Regions from separate parts of the Homo sapiens genome. Here region 1 is linked to region 2. Evidence: chromatin loops called from intact Hi-C (ENCODE). Cell type or tissue: endothelial cell of umbilical vein. All regions are shown on one strand. Links, peaks and the distances in the headings refer to the core of each region. The heading gives the core; the rest is flanking DNA.

Evidence for each region. Hi-C counts contacts between places; a loop is a spot of excess contacts. Peaks named below come from ENCODE experiments on the same cell type or tissue, not always from the same donor. Only the 100,000 strongest peaks of a DNase experiment are listed, where the experiment ranks them.
Region 1: it touches region 2 in a loop (4-fold over the local background); 2 of 110 quality-filtered maps call a loop at or near these places.

Annotation. Positions count from the first base shown.
Region 1 is chr5:142,980,538-142,983,451 of GRCh38, reverse strand. All of the region lies in intron 11 of ARHGAP26 (Rho GTPase activating protein 26), which reads right to left. Among named protein-coding and RNA genes, the nearest start is that of ARHGAP26-AS1, 110 kb to the right of the region's middle. RefSeq lists enhancers at 1-761, 762-1,604. In endothelial cell of umbilical vein, for the core only: no CTCF peak of the experiment used is centred there; DNase peaks (open chromatin) are centred at 841, 1,301 and 1,781; H3K27ac peaks cover 1,803 bases.
Region 2 is chr5:143,035,678-143,038,591 of GRCh38, reverse strand. ARHGAP26 (Rho GTPase activating protein 26) reads right to left here. Exons shown (of 23, transcript NM_001135608.3): 13 at 1,331-1,396. Among named protein-coding and RNA genes, the nearest start is that of ARHGAP26-IT1, 160 kb to the left of the region's middle. RefSeq lists an enhancer at 919-1,679. In endothelial cell of umbilical vein, for the core only: no CTCF peak of the experiment used is centred there; a DNase peak (open chromatin) is centred at 1,291; H3K27ac peaks cover 402 bases.

The DNA.
Region 1 (2,914 bases), core at 144-2,643, 55 kb after region 2:
GGCAGATCACTTGAGGTCAGGAGTTCAAGACCAGCCTGGCCAACATGGTGTAAACCTGTCTCTACTAGTAATACAAAATTAGCCAGGTGTGGTGGCACATGCCTGTAGTTCCAGATACTCACAAGGCTGAGGCAGGAGGGTCGCTTGAACCCGGGAGGTGGAGGTTGCAATGAGCAGAGATTGCGCCACTGTACTCCAGTCAGGTGACAGAGTGAGACTCCATCTCAAAAAAAAACAACGAACCAGCATAGCATCTTTAGGTCTAATTCACCGTGGGGTAGCAAGGGAAGATAAGGCTCAGAGATCACAGACATACAGGTGTCTCCATTTCAGATGCACTGGAGTAGCCGGCAGTCAGGGGACCTGTCCTCCTCCACACCACCAGCCAACAAAGGGCAACCCCTTGTGGCGGGCTGGGCAAGCACAGCAATCCCAGGCAGCTCTCAGGTCACCTGCACGAAATAACCACCAACCCCAGATGCAAGGCTGCATGTGCTATCAGAGGTGGACAGGCAACTTGGACAGCTGCTTCCTGGTCACATCAGGACAACACACAGGGAAAGTCAGACCTAGAGATGACCATCCTGTAAGCCATACCCATGGCCACCTGGACTGAAGATCCCAGGGCCTCACATCAATTTCTGGTCCATCTTCCTCCCACTCCAGAAAAAACAGGTTCAACAATCCAAGCTTGTGATTTGGAGCTAGTCTGACTAACTGCAGCCACATGGTGCCTCAAAGCTAAGGAATGCATACCATTTCAAAACCTCTCAAGAAGAAAGGTATACAACAAAAGGCTAAGATCAGTCACTGGGCAGATAAAATAGCGAGGCTGGAATTGGCTCACACTGGGTGGTGAGATCCTTCCCTTCCTTTTCAGATTCCTTCCTTCCGCTATTCAGCCAATTCCACAGGACTGCCAGGCTGTACAATGGTATAATTCCTGTTCTGCAGCCCTGCCCGCTCCTTCCTGTTTAGTAAAGTCCAAACAGTAGGACAAGACACCCTCCCACTACAAGACACCCCCTGTCCTGCCCCAGAGGGAAGCCAGCAGCCATGTTTAGGGGATCACAGCCCTGATCTCACTCCACTACTGGGATTCATACAGCTGAACAAAATGATTGTTCTCATTAAAAAATGAGCCCATGTTTCATTGCCAGTGCAGGCATCCCCAAGTGCTCCAAAGCGAGTTTGCCTGGGCTAGCAGCCAGCCATCTGGACTGCTCCAACAACTTATGTAACTTGCTGGGTTTTCCACCTTTGCCTTGGGGGATGGGGAGGTGTGTGTAAGGCAGGAAACGGACTTAGATCAAACCATCAGTCCACTGTCTGAACAGCCTGCTAAACATTTGGTCACAGGGCTTTTCAGCCTTCAAAAGCAGCATAAGGTGAGCTGGATCAGTCTAGCTTACATGCAGCAGCAGCAAAAAAGCAGCTTGAGGTCAAATGGATTGGAGAAAAGACTTCCAAGTGGACTAATGCAATGAAAGCCTGCACGAGGCCTCTTCTATGTCAATAAATTACAGAGTAAAATGCAGACAGAGAAGAGGATAGCAAAATGGAAGCCTTTCACTGAGTCGGGAACTTTTGAGGTTTAAAAAGCAAGGAATGGGTGCTGAATTCATTCTGAGCCAGGCTTTGGGTGTGGTGGTACCACGACACCACTTAGGGACAAAGGCAACTCCAGTTTGGTTTTGGGCTGAGCGTTCTGGAGAAGTGAAGAGGGAGACAGGAAGGAAGACGCAATTAATCCTTTAAAGTAGAAAGTATACAGAAAGGTCATTTGATTGAAGATAATTCTGCTCTGCAGGAAAGGAGCCAAGCTGCTGCTTATAATAATAATGACTATCAAGAGCACACTCATGGCTTCAAAAAACGTTCCAAATACTAACTTGCACCCTAGCTAATAAAGCAGACTTTACAGATTTAGGAAACCAAATCATGAGGGTAGCTCATGGCCTTATCACTTCTGAATATAGGGAGGCAGAGGAAGGTGCCTGCATGGCTCAAGAAAGACCACCAGGGCATTTAGACTACATTTTGTGTTTGTGTGTTGTTAATGCTCTGTTCATGTGGCCCAAGTTGCTTCACAGAGAGGTATTTTAAGGATGCATGTCTCATTGAATCCTCCCAGCACACTGGTGAGATAGACACTGTTATTATCCCCATTTTACGGTTTAGGAAATAAGATTAGAAAGTGAATTAATACCATACTAGTGGGTAGCAAGGTTGGGACTTGAACTCCTGCTGTCGGGCAGCAAAGCCTATGTTCTTTATCACTAACCAGCTGATACTGCTGCCACATGCAGCCTCTCTATCTGCATTTTTCTTTCCATGATGACTTTTGATGTTCATAATCACCTTTATAAAAAGGATACATTTGCAATGAAAACATGGCCAAAAGATGGTACTGGTATTTCTCAAAAGATATCCAAACATCATTACTCACCCAGGAAATGAAAATAAACACCAAGTGTGACACTACAACGACAATGACAACTACTACTACGATACACACATGCCCTAGAATGGTTACAACTAAAAAGATGGATAATTCCAAGCATAGGTGAGGGCATGGAACAATTGAAACCCTCACACATTGCTGGTGGGTATGAAAATGGGTACAACCTCTTTGCAAGACTATGTGGCAATATTTACTAAGGTAAAGATTTGTGTCCCTTATGATCCAACAATCCCACTCCCAGGAATATACTCAAGAGATAAGTACTTATGGCCTCAAAACACCTGTAGAAGAACATTCCAGACAGGGTGAGGTGGCTCACACCTGTAATCCCAGCACTTTGGGAGGCCAAGGCAGGCAGATTGCCTGAGGTCAGGAGTTCGAGACCAGCCTGGCCAACATGGTGAAACCCCATCTTTACTAAAAATGCAAAAATCAGCTGGGTGTGGTGGT
Region 2 (2,914 bases), core at 161-2,660:
GAGACATTTGGCCCGTTTCTGATTTTGTACCTTAACATCACCACGGTGTAAACATCCTTATGGCTCAATCTGGCCCATATCCTTATTTCCTCAAGACCAATTCCCAGAAATGTCACCTACTTCTACTTTATATTCTCTGGATATATCTTACATACCTTTACAAGATGCCTTAATTCTTTATTTAAGAGAGGTACAGGGGAAATAACTGAACATTTTAAAAAATGTTTCCATACATTACAACTGTTTTGGAAAAAATATCTTTTGACAGTATACATAAGGGTAGGTTTTTAAATTCTCTCTCTTCCCTCTACTTAATGCCTCACAGTCCTTATGGAAAAAAAAGTGTATATTTCTCAACTGGCAAGTTATGAATCCTGCTTTAAAAGAGAGAATTTCTTTCCACTACTTAAAAAGGGCTGGTAGGCTGAGAGGCTGTGAGTAAATAAGATTCACATCTCTGACAACGGTTCAAATCAAATCCAGTGGAAAGATGGTTAATAGCTTTTCTCAGCGGTACAACAGACCAGCAAACTCAAAGCTTCAAACTGCTGGGACTGAGGAATCTCCTTTGTGGCTGTCTCTGAAGAAGGGATGGAGACCATCAGGATGAACCAGCCTCCTTGATCTTAATGTCCTGCTCCCACAGACCTGGGAAAGATCAGTGTGAACATGGGCCTGACCCCTTTTCTCTACCTGGGTGGTCCCCAGGGACTAGCTCCCCAGAGCATCTTGGGTTCACAGACCCCAAGATGTCTGCCAGAGAAAATTTAGGGTGTCTGTGAACTTAGACAGGAAAACAATTACATCTTTATCTTCACTAACCTATAACTGACATTAAGCATTTCCTTCCTTTATGGATGTAAGCAACAAATTACAGGAGCATTAGCGGTACCTGCAACTTGGTCAGAAATCACAGATATTTTCATAACACATTACAATTATTATGGATATCTTGAAATATCACTGCTCCCAAATTATGTCAGTTATCAGACCCACCACTATCACTTATAAAGTGTTAACAAAGAAACACATATATCATGATACCCTGTGTTTTTTAATATTTTAAAAATCGAATTTCAGTAACTGGTTTCTATAATCATACGTATTTTAGATATTTAACACATTCTTCTGATCAGCCAAAGAAGTTGGTGACACAAAATCAGTTAGGACCTCCTGCTTGAGACCAACAAGACTTGTGGAAATCCACTGACAATGGCACTTGGGGAGCTAATGAGTCACTTAAAGTCAGGAAACAGCAGGTAGCAGGTCTGACTCCTCACCAGATGCGTGACCTTCTATGAGAACAATGCCATCTGTTAAACTACTTTACCTCTGGTTTCCACAGCATGGATGCATTTCCTGATTATGCTGAAGCCAATGCTGTCCAACTGCGCAGCTGAAAGAGCAAGAGAAGGACAGTCAAGTTGCTAGCCATGGAAATCAACCTCAGGATAGGGCTTAACCAAACCAGGATGAATCAATCGCATGCTGTGGTCACATATCCTTTTAGTTTTTCCCAATAACAGTACAGGAATAACATAATAATAATAATAATAGCTGGCATTGATTGAGAGCTTTCCATATGCTAGGTATGGTTTTAAGTGCTTTGCATGTAGTATCTCATTTAGTTCTCATAGTAACCTCAAGCTGTAGTAACCTGTAAAATTATCTTCAATTTACAGGTGAAGAAACTGCAGCATAAGGTGACAGGTACCTTTACATTGCTCTGCTATTAACAGAAGCTGTAGAACTAATTGCGGTCTCCTTCAAAAAGCACAAATTAAGTGGTCTATAAATGTTGGGTAAGTGCTTAAAATAGATTTTCTCACTTGATCTCAGTAAGTCCTCCAGGTTGACATTATCACTAGCCCATATTACAGATGAAGAAACTGAGGCTTGGTAAAACTAAGTATCTTGACCAAAGATGCAGAGCCAATACATGGAGACTTGCTCTAGAGCCCATACCATCAAACTGCCTTAAACGTGTCCCTGAGTTAAGTATAATCCTGCTCAGGTGACTAGAAGAAAGGAAAAATAGAACAAAGAATAAAAGAAGAAAAATGATTCAGAGGAAAATTAAAAGAGCCAAGAACAAAGACACTACCAAAGGAAGCAGCATGAAGGCAGTGGGGCCATCCTCTAGGGGGAAATGAGCAAGTGGTGACAGGATTCTCACCCAGAAAATAAATGATCAACAGCAGCAACTTCTTCCACAGCAGAGAACCACACAAGGCTGGAAACTTCTAACCTGACAACAAGGCTGGAAATTCCCTAAAATTCACCCCCATGTTTTGGTTACCCGGTGATAATCTTTAAGAATGGGTTCATCTTTGACCTTCTTAGGACAGTGGACAAGGCATTCTACCACTTAATGGTCAGAGTGGAAAAGAAAATGGCAGAAAGTAGAAAAGCAAGTATTTATAGATGATTTGCGGTCATCTCAGGGAAAGTAATAAACTTGTAATATTTGAGAAGTGAGCAGAACCTGAACTCACCTTGGATCTAATCCAAACTGAATCTTTCTTTAATTCTTAGCGTATATGGGTAAACTTAGATAAAATGAACATTTTATTTTTTTATTTCCATAGGTTATTGGAGAACAGGTGGTGTTTGGTTACATGGGTAAGTTCTTCTTTTTTTTTTTTTTTTTTTTTTTGAGACAAGGTCTTACTCTGTCGCTCAAGCTGGAGTGCAGTGGCATGATCTTGGCTCACTGCAACCTTCGCCTCCTGGGTTCAAGCGAGTCTCCTGCCTCAGCTTCTCTAGTAGCTGGGATTACAGGCACCCACCACCACATCTGGCTAAGTTTTGTATTTTTAGTAGAGACAGAGTTTCACCATGTTGGCCAGGCTGGTCTTCAACTCCTGACCTCAGGTGATCTACCCGCCTCGGCCTCCCAAAATGCTGGGATTAC